2 separate regions of the Mus musculus genome follow, and region 2 is linked to region 1. Evidence: chromatin loops called from intact Hi-C (ENCODE). Cell type or tissue: heart. All regions are shown on one strand. Links, peaks and the distances in the headings refer to the core of each region. The heading gives the core; the rest is flanking DNA.

Region 1 (5,378 bases), core at 97-5,096:
AAACCCTACAGGAAAGCCAAGGAAGGACAAGTCCTCGGGGCCGTGGTCACACTTGTATGCAGGGGATGATGATGTACGGGAAGGGCATATGAGGGTGCAGAAGGAGTAGGACTAGATGGATCAGACTTCTGCACTCACAGGACTAAAATACTGAGGCGAGGCCCATCTTGATCCAAGAGGCCACATAGCTGGCTCAAAACAAAACAAAACAAAACAAAAACCCGAAACACTTCAAGGGGAAAAAAGTGCATATACACAAACACACAGACAACCTGTTGTCACCCCTGAACAGTTCAGAATCACAGCCATGCTCCTGGCATTGATGTCACATTAGAAGACAGAAGGAATCTATAGAATATAAACAATTCTATGGTTTTTCTGCTGTTTCTTTGAGACAGCGTCTTACTCTTAGCTCAGGCTGACCTGGAAACAGTCTGTCGTTCTCTGAGACTGCAGGTGTAAGCCACAGCAGTCCCCAGGTTCCATTGAAACACCCGAGTGTCTGCACACACTCCTGAGACCAGTACTGTGGACACGGATGGTGACTGCTGTCTGGGGAGAAGCTACCAGGCTGGCCTAGACCTCTCAAGTCTCCTGCCTCCTCCTTCCAAGTGCTGAGATATAGGCATGGCCAGTACAACAGTTTTCAAATGAATGACATGTTCCTAACTATTTAGTTCTATTACTTTCTTGGGTTTTTTTGTTTGTTTGTTTAGTTTTTGGTTTAGTTTTTTTTTTGTTGTTGTTGTTTGTTTGTTTTTTCGAGACAGGGTTTCTCTGTATAGCCCTGGCTGTCCTGGAACTCACTCTGTAGACCATGCCAGTCTCGAACTCAGAGATCTGCCTGCCTCTGTCTCCTGAGTGCTGGGATTAAAGGGGTGCCCCACTACACTGTCATCCTATTTTTAAAGTGGCAGACTTAGGTTTTATTTATATTTTTAGCATTTATTTATTTATTTACTTGGGGGGCATGCACATGCCAGTGTGCAAGCAGAAATCAGCTCTCACCTTTTACCATGCGGTTTCCGGGGTCAAACTCAGATTTGTGAGCAAATACCCACTAATCTTGCTAGCCCCATTATGTGGATTTTTAAGATATATCACAAGTAAAAAGTAATTATCAAAGAAATTCCTTATAAATAATAAGCAAAATCCAAACTCTACTGTCTCCTCGCCTCCTCTTCCCATACAGGCCACTGCTCTGCTCTTCCGAGTCCCCCTCTGCAGAAGCTCATCCCATCAAGGCAGAAGCTGACTCCCAGGCTTTCAGAAACACAGCTACAATGCCTTGCATAAGCCAACCTGCATGGCACAGTATTAGTGCCCAAACCATTTCACTAGCACCGGTCTTGTGGCAGGGAATCCACCCGCCATGTGTTCCTCACCCAAGCTAGCCTAAGTAAACACACATACCTAGCAATGTCTTAGGGTTTGTCAAACCCAGCTGCACCACTGGGTTGTCCAGGATGGCCTGAAAGAGAGGGCTATTGGGATCGATGCCCTGGTCCAATTCCTCAGGGGATGGCTTCCGGTCCCCCAGCAGCCATTCACACTAAAAACCCAAGAACACCAGATGAGCTGTTAGTTCCTTCTCCAAGTACAAAAGGCTCACCTGTCCCTTTCTGTGGCTCTCCAAAAGCCCCCATGGCTGCAATGCCTGGAAGGGGCCCTAACATGTACAAACCTGATCCACATTCAGCTAGAATAGAGACAGAAGGAAGCATCAGTCTGCATTTCTTAGAAGGCCTGGCACTGCAGTTCAATTTGACCACAGCCACAGCCCTGGTCACAACACAGTCCCAAACACCCTGCTTTCTTCAAGGGGATCCCAGTATGACAGTATCTCTCCATAGCAATGAGCCTGGAGAGTCTAGATCCAGAACTGTGTCTCAGCTGTCTAAGCCTTGACTTCACACACAAATGAGAAGGTCATAGAGGCCTCCCTGGATAGAGTCTGCCTGTCAGCAGTGCTATGTGTTCATGGCATGATATTTGATCCCTTTTCATTTGTTTATTTAGGTATTTTTGAGAGACAGGGTTTCTCTGTGTATTCCTGGCTGTCCTGGAACTCGCTCTGTAGAGCAGGCTAACTTCAAACTCAGGGATCTGCCTGCCTCTCCTCCCAAGTGCTGGAATTAAAGGTGTACATTCCACACCCATCCTATGGGATTCAATTTTAACAGCTAATAGTCTGCAGAATGTGCACACAAGGTGCACTGTGGGTCCAGGGTATTCTCAGTTTCTTTTTTTTTTTTTTCTCAGTTTCTATTTGAACCATCTGCCCTAACATTTCATATAAAAAGCACCATCACAGGCTGACAAGATGGCTCAGTGGTTAAGAGTGCCAACTGCTTTTCCGAAGGTCCCAAGTTCAAATCCCAGCAACCACAAGGTGGCTCACAACCATCCGTAACGAAATCTGATGCCCTCTTCTGGAGTGTCTGAAGACAGCTACAGTGTACTTACATATAGTAAATAAATAAATCTTAAAAAAAAAGAAAGAAAGAAAGAAAAGCACCATCACCAACTATGTGTGGAGGTCTTGACACAAGGGACATTCCCAATGCATGCCACATGAGGTACAGGGATGTGAGAGTCTCAAAGTGGAACTCACAGCAGCGTTCTGCTGGTTGTTGTTCACTCGGAGGGCATCAATCACTTCCTTCTCGTCAAAGCCCATCTCCATCAGCGAAATGACAGCCTAAGAGGGAAGAACAGGCTGGTCAGAACCTCGGGAGAGGACACTGCCACCAAAGAGCGGTACCACCGCAGTACAGGCTTCCTTCAGTCAGTCACAGGCAGAAGACAGCATTGGGCACACATGAGGTAGCAAAGAGCACCCGCCCTTAAAACCAGGGCAAAGCAAGGAAATGTTTCATCTCTGCAGCCAAGGAGAGAAGTCAGAGCCTGGGCAGTGCATTTGCTCCTGCACATGAGTATACCAGGACCACTGATGGAATACAGGCCCTAGGTGGCAGTTTTCCTTAGCTGTGTAGATATAAAGTCCCAACCTGGCCAATGGGATTCCTATAAAAAATACAAGCCAGGGGGCTGGAGAGATGGCTCAGTGGTTAAAAGCACTGATTGTTCTTCCAGAGGTTCTGAGTTCAATTCCCAGCAACCACATGGTGGCTCACAACCATCTGTAATGGGATCTGATGCCCTCTTCTGGTGTGTCTGAAGACAGCTACAGTGTACCCATATAAATAAAATAAATAGATCTGAGAAAAAAATACAAGCCACAGATGATACCCTAAGAAAACCATTTAATCAACATGCCAAAATCTAGGGAGCAGGTAGCATGCAGCCTGAGTAGGCTGAATTGTAAGTTGAAAGTGAAAGACCAAAGGAAGAATTAAAACTCCAGCAAAGAACAGGAAGGTGCATAAAGAACACAAAGGGGAGAAAGTATCAGCGCAGTGATGGTAAGGAGACCATAAGTGTGGACCTGCGCAGCTGACGGAAGGCGCACAGGTATCCCACATCCTTGTCCTTATCCAGTAGCCAGCATGATACACTCCTCCTCCCTCACCAGCCCACAACAGTTCCTCTAGCTCTCTGAACACTGGCCACCCAAAGGCACAGCAACAGATGCAGCAGCACTTATAGGGGACACAAGCTTGTATTCAACTTTCCAAGAGATGTCACTGAGCAGGGAGAAGCCACCTAGACGCAAGCATGGATTTTATATATGAGCAGCCAAGTCCCCAGGCCTGAATGAGAACTGCCACAGACTCCAGGCCCCCTGGTTTCCTTGCACAACACACCCACAAACCTAACCTCATACTGAGCCCCCCATCACATACCCGAGCATCTGCTCGAAATTCCTTTTTCCTGCGTATCTTCTTGAAGATTTCTGTGAGCTCATCCCGGGACTCCTCATCTTCAACACTAGTTCCCACAGCAGCTTCAGAGGAGGTGGAGGAGGTAGTGGCTGCAGCACTGGCCCCTGCTTGAGCAGCATGGCCTGGAAGAGGTGTGTCAATAGCTGGATCTTCTGAGTGTTCAATTAGCCACTCCATGGCCTGAGGCACTGACATGCTGGAAGGGGACAAAAGATTCTTAACTCTCCAGGATGGTTACTGAAAACTTTCCTATCCTATGTACTCCAATATGTTTCAACAGAGATAGCAAGACCAGCAGCAGCAATGGTGACATATGATCTCTTGGGATGGAAACCTCCACAAAGCTCTTACCTCAAACCCCCAAGACCCAATAAAACAAGCACAGACACATGCCCAAAACACAAGAGACAAAGGAGTCCAGGTCCTAGGTGCACAGCACAAAGAACACTGTTGTTGACCAGCTCTGCTCTATAGACTTCATATGGGATCCGAGTGAGTATTAAAACCAGAAGTGCAAGAAGACTATTAAGAATCCCTGTCCAGCCAGGAGCAGGTCTGGCTCAGAGCTCTCCTAACTTGAGAGTGCAGGATACATTTACAGAGTGATTTTTAACCCTCCAAACAGCCAGGTATCATGGTTCACACCTTCAATCCTAGCTACTCAGGAGCCTAAGGCAGGAGGACTACATAAGTCCAGGAGTTCAAGTCCAGCATAGGTAACAGAGACCCTCCACACACACACACACACACACACACACACACACACACACCCCAAAAGATCATATATGAAAGCACTTCTGAAGCACAGCAATAAGGTGCCTCTACTAGAACACCCAATTAGAAATGACTCAATGGGATCGGGGAGCTGGCTCCTAGATTAAGATGAAGAGCTCCTGAGTTTGGTTCCTAGCACCTGTGTCAGGCAGTTCACAGCAGTCTGTAATTCTAGCTCCAGAAGATCCAACTTCCTCTCTGGCTTCTATGGGCACCCATACACACATGTACATATACACAGATAAATAAAAATTAAAAAAAAAAGTATGACTCCAGAGATTGGAAGGAGAATCACAGGGAAGCCCAGGGCAAGAAGAAAGCAAGCATACTGGTTCAGCCGAAGGGCCTTTGAGGCTCTGCTCTCAGGAAAGCCCATCTCTGTGAGCTGCCGCAAGGCAGTCTCATCCACTCGCTCATCCTCATCTTCATCCAGCATAGCTGAGGAGAAAGACAAGGCCTGCCATGAGGGGATTCCAGAGTCCTTTGAAGCCCCCCAGCCTCATCAGTAGAGGCTCACCTCACCTAGCAATTACTGACACCAAACCCTCTCCCCCATTAACCAAAGCAGAACTTGCTTTCAGTGTGAGGGCTGGGGACACTTTTAGGAGCAGCCTAGGACCCACGCATACCATTTGCCTTCTTAAACAATTCAACTGCATCGGGATTCAGTGCTAACAGCTTCTGTGCCACCTCAATGAGAGACACGAGGATCTTCCGGAGTTCTGTCTGGAACTGCAGTAGGATAAAGAAAGAGATCAT
Region 2 (5,378 bases), core at 286-5,285, 170 kb before region 1:
TCTGGTTACAGGTCTAGAGGCAACTACTGGGGGTCCTGAGGGACATCGGTGTGGCCATGCCTGGCCTTTTCTTCAGAGGAAGTCACTGCTGGTTTAACAGCTAATGAAGGCTGGATCTTCTCAGGCAAAGGTGAAAAGGGCCACATTTCAGAGGGTGGGGGTGTGAGGACCCCTTCCTCTGAGGGTGGTGCAACTGCTTCCTCAGGCTAGGTAAACCCTTGAGAATCTGAGGGTTCAGCGTTCTCAGCTTCAACAAGGGTCCTCCCACCCCACCCCACCCCAAGTAACCGGATCCCATGCCTAGCCAATCAATGCCCTTACTTTAACCACCAACACCCTCCAAGGTTGGGGCTTGAATTTCCACTGTAATCCAGCAAACTTTATAGTTGAGTACTTCGGTTTGACTTTCCACACCTTGACTCTGTGGCTGCTGGAGAGAAGATTCTCTTCCAGGGCACACGTGGAAACCTTAGGCTGCTGATGTGCACCTGGGGTTGGTTAGTTTTACCAGTGAGTTCACTGTTATCCTTCATATATTCTGAGATGCTACAACTCTGTGAATTTTATCACGTGGCGCATCCTTTTCGTTGACATCGAGAGGTGTCAAGAGGAGACTCAGGAGATTCGAGTGCATTTGTCTCCTCAAGTTTGTAAAGAGTTCCCACCATAGGCTTTCAGTCCTCTCCGAGCTTCCAGGAGAGGCTTCAGGAACTCCAGGAAAGTCTGTCCCAGACACTTGAAAATCCATCCTTATACTCCTGTTGCTCTAGAACCGCTCCTAGTACCAAAATCTGTATTAGTCTAGGTTCTCTAGAGGAACATGTATATGAAGTTAATTAGAACGTCTTACAGGCCATGATCCAGCTAGTCTAAGTATCCAGTCGTCACTCGTTACAGGCTAGAAGTCTCAGCTGGTCTCTAGTATGTGCTAAAATCCCACAATGTGCAGGCTGCAATGACAGTGAAAGAATCTATTTAGAAACCAAAGAGAAAGCAAGCTTCCTTCTTCCGTGGCCTTTCTATAGGCTGCCACCAGAAAACAGGGCCTGGATTAAAGGTGGATCTTCTCACCTCAAAAGATCTGGATTAAAAGTGAGTTTTCCCATCAGGTGATGGTTGTGCAGGAGCCTTTAATCCCAGCACTCGGGAGGCAGAGGCAGGCGGATTTCTGAGTTCGAGGCCAGCCTGGTCTACAGAGTGAGTTCCAGAACAGCCAGGGCTACACAGAGAAAACCTGGCTCAGAAAAACAAACAAACAAACAAACAAACAAACAAATAGAAAAAGATCTTCCCACTTCAAATGATTTAAGAAAAAACAATCCCTCAGCTGGGTGGTGGTGGTACACACCTTTAATCCCAGGACTGGGGAGGCAGAGGCAGGTGTGAGTTCAAGGACAGCTCAGTCTACAGAGTGAGTTCTAGGACAACCAGAACTATACAGAGAAGCCCTGTTTTGAAAAACAACAACTAAAGAAACAAACAAAAGGAGAGATCCCTTGTAGGGGTTTTACTTAATTCCTGGTGTGGTCAAGTGAGCAATCAAGAAAAGCTATCACAGGCAGCATCCTTGGGCCAGTAAATCCCAACTGTCCCCGGAACCAGGAACAGCAAGAGGTTGCCCTTTCTGCTGATGCTGGGCCAGGTGTTGCTCTGTGGCACAGGAAAGGCCTCTGGGCACCTGGAGATGGAGCTGTTAGAGGAGAGAAGGCAGAGAGTTTCAGCAGGGGCTGAAAGGGCAGGCTCAATAAGGGTGGGGTGATGGAGGTGGCACATCATGAGTCTTACCGAGGTGATCAACATGAAAGGGTGGTGGCAAAGATACAGAACACCTCAGTATTCCCAGCTGGCAGGACCCCTGGGGCGGCACTGTCTCAGTCTGGAGCTGTGTACGCTGATGTGGGTGTGCCCAGCAGGGATGACTTCCCTAAGTACTGTGATGTCTGGGTGGCCATCTTAGGTAGTGATACAGGCCACAAGCCAGGCTATCAGCTTGAGCCCTGAACTCTGCCTGCACATAGGCTGCAGGAGAGCCCCCAAATGCAGCCAGCAGGTATGGGGGTGCAGCATCTGCTGTGTTCTTAGAAAGAACTCTTTTTTTTTTTTTTTTTATCAGACACAAAGGCTGTTGGCCTATGTGATGAAGTCAGGAGAGTTTGGAACCCAGAACTCCTTTCCTGTCCTTTCCTGTATATTCACACTGGCCACCCAAGGGACCAAGGAAACCCAACCATATTTTTTAGCCAGTAAATAGCCCAGCCTGAAATCCAGGACCACCAGCCTGTCCAGCACCTTGGGTGCCCCTGGTCACAGTCTAGGCAGCAGCAGGAGCCAACATGTGTGTGGAGCAGGACCTGCGGAAAGCTCAGGGTCCCTTTTGATACCTGCAGTTCTGAGAGATGCCACAAGGTGGCACTGGCCTCCAACAGTTTACTCTCACTAGGCCTGGTGGACACCTGAGTTTTATCTACGCTAGGACCTGCTTCCTTGGACCATGGCCCAACCCATACTCCAGTCTCTCAGCCACACCTGTCCTCTGTGCAGTTACTCTAGTCCCTCCCCTATCTTCGAAGCCTGACAACACACCAGAACGGAGGTACGTCATTATCACATCTGTGGAAACCCACAGAAAGTGTAAGACTGATAGCAGCCATGGGTGACAATGGCATCTGTAGGCTTAGATTTTAAAACCTACTTTTAATAAGGGTTTTCAAATGCTTCCACCCCCCTTCAAGCCCATTGTTGAAAGGTAGGGGAGAGACGGTGGTAAATGGGACATGGGGGTGTGGACCTGAATAAAAGCAGTTCCTTGAGGCAATTCCAATCTCTTCTTGTCAGGATACCAGCAACCCAGCTCAGTAGTGTCAGGATACCAAACAGGAATCAGCAACAGTGGCATGATCCCACAGAAACAGCCAGGCCTCCACTAAATCAGCACGAGTCAGCAGGAACGACCAGGACCAGCAAGGAGAAGTTCTCTGCTGTGCCTCTCTCAACAAAGCGAAGATCATGGAAGACTCAAGGCCAAAAAAGCATTGGAAGCTAGCTATGCGCGTGCACTCTCCTTGTCACGTGTCCTCCCACGAGTCTTGCCTTAGCAAAACACCACGTGAGTCTGCATCGCCTGACATCTCCAGAAACTTCCACTTCAGACATGCCAGTGTAGGCTCACAGACTGCGATGTATAGGCCACACTAGTGGGGTGTGGATAACGGGGACGCTGCAGAGGCAGCTTTCTGTATGCACTCCTCAGTTTTACTATGAGCCTTCTGCCTCTTCCTGCAAGCATACCTCTGAGATCATCTAAAACCCATCCAGGCCATCGGGGATCATCTCAAAGCCCTGATTTAGTCAACTTCAGATGCTTTTTGCATACAAAGTCACATTGCCACATTTTCAGAGTACTACTCATCAAGACTTGGTATCTTTGGTTCTATTATCTACCCCTACACACAATGGTAGATTAATTAATGGTAGATAAAAAGTCAATAGATGCCAGGCTGTACTGGCACAGATCTTTAATCCCAGCACTGGGGAGACAGAGACAGGTGGATCTCTGCAAGTGAAAGACCCACAATGTGAGGACTCCCCCATGTTCTGACTCAGGAGAAATGGTCTTGATGCAAACTGCAAGAGGTTTATTTGGAAAAGATCAGTGCACTGGGGATGATTCGTATCCCACGCAGGGGTAGAGGAGTTGACCCCGAGCTCAAGGGGTAAGGGCTTTATAAAGGCAAAAACCGCAAACACCTGGCAAAAACCGCAAACACCTGGCATTGGGCTATAGCATTTGGCAAGCTAGCAAGTTTGCATAATGGGGTTTAAGGAATGGTCAGGATATTCTGTACAAACATTTCCTGGAACAATGGGGCAAGTCCTACTACCTGCCATTAGTGAGGTCTATTTTGGACACAGGTCTAGGGGCTTAAATAATTTTTCACTCTCTCTCAGGATCTTTCAAGATCAGTTAGTGGGTAGCTTTACAAATACCAGGGCACCTCAAAAGCCACTACATAGGAATGAAGGGAAGACATTTTGTCCACCACATCCCCAAAGTCAAAAATGAGTCACGCCCAGTCATAGATGCTAATGCTTTCGAATCCTTAGAAAACGATGGAGGGAAAACTCGTGGTGCTGAGCTTGTAAAAGGTTTCCCCTCCACGGACAGCAGAAGTGCAGGCAACAGGAAAGACAAATTGCATCACACAACTGAAAGTTGGAGGCTTTAAAGGATCCTGACGATGGAGTAAAGAAGCAACGGCCTGGGACCACACAATGGCTCACTGGGTGAAGGAGCTTGCAGCCAAGACTGACACCTTGAGTTCCAAACCAACTCCTATGAGTTCTTCTAACCTCCACATTTGTGGTATTGCACACACACACACACACACACGGGGAGGGGAGGAATGGGGAGAAGAGGGAGACCACCACCCCTGGCACTATTCAGAATAAAACAAGAGCCACCTGCAGGCCTGTCAGTCTAGAAGACAAACAGTGCTGCTGCTGATCAAGTGCTGCAGGGTGGCATGAGCCAATCACCTGTGTCAAGTATGAGCCCGTGAGGATGTGGACTGACCTCCTGCCTCAGGTGTGGGTGGCCCTAGCTGACCTCCTGCCTCAGGTGTGGGTGGCCTTAGCTGACCTCCTGCCTCAGGTGTGGGTGGCCCTGGCTGACCTCCTGCCTCAGGTGTGGGTGGCCTTAGCTGACCTCCTGCCTCAGGTGTGGGTGGCCCTAGCTGACTTCCTGCCTCAGGTGTGGGTGGCCCTAGCTGACCTCCTGCCTCAGGTGTGGGTGGTCCTAGCTGACCTCCTGCCTCAGGAGCAGGTACCCCTTACTGACCACCTGCAGAACCAAGTTTGTCATCCTTAAAGCTCCTGACTGCTGATTCTGTCTCCTGCCCTGTGATTTCCACAAAGCATGAGGGTAGGTAGAGTGATGCAAACCCAAAGTCCATGCACACTGGGGCTCTCAGGACAGGGACGTTGGGACAGAGCTGGCAATGCCATTTCTGCTCCAGCCACAAGGTGCTGGCTGGCTAGTTCTGGGCCAGACTGTCGACTCTAACAGCCATAAGATTTTGTTCTTGGGAGCTGGAGGTGTAGAAACCCCTCTAGGTAGATGCCAGGGTGCTAGTTACCATCGTCCTCCGTGCTAGTCAGCTTGGGGGAGGGGCCTTCTGAGGTGCAGCCATTGGCAGGGGGAGTGCTCTGGGTGGGCCCATCGCCTCTCTCAGGATAACGTCCTACCTCCTCCCTCCCACACTGCAGTCATTCATGCTCCATGGCCTGACCCAAAAGTCCTGAACGAAAAAGGCCAGGCCAGCTGAGAGCATCAATGTCACTGTCCACACTTAGAGCTGGCCTCCCACAGCAGGGAGAGC

The links. Peaks named below come from ENCODE experiments on the same cell type or tissue, not always from the same donor. Only the 100,000 strongest peaks of a DNase experiment are listed, where the experiment ranks them.
Region 2: it touches region 1 in a loop (3-fold over the local background); 7 of 42 quality-filtered maps call a loop at or near these places.

The regions. Positions count from the first base shown.
Region 1 is chr2:26,003,913-26,009,290 of GRCm38, forward strand. Ubac1 (ubiquitin associated domain containing 1) reads right to left here. Exons shown (of 10, transcript NM_133835.2): 5 at 5,249-5,351; 6 at 4,949-5,057; 7 at 3,807-4,041; 8 at 2,615-2,701; 9 at 1,414-1,552. Among named protein-coding and RNA genes, the nearest start is that of Ubac1, 15 kb to the right of the region's middle. In heart, for the core only: a CTCF peak has its summit at 3,180 (motif pointing left); no DNase peak of the experiment used is centred there.
Region 2 is chr2:25,834,044-25,839,421 of GRCm38, forward strand. No RefSeq gene overlaps it. Among named protein-coding and RNA genes, the nearest start is that of Sohlh1, 11 kb to the right of the region's middle. In heart, for the core only: a CTCF peak has its summit at 2,402 (motif pointing right); a DNase peak (open chromatin) is centred at 2,408; H3K27me3 peaks cover 890 bases.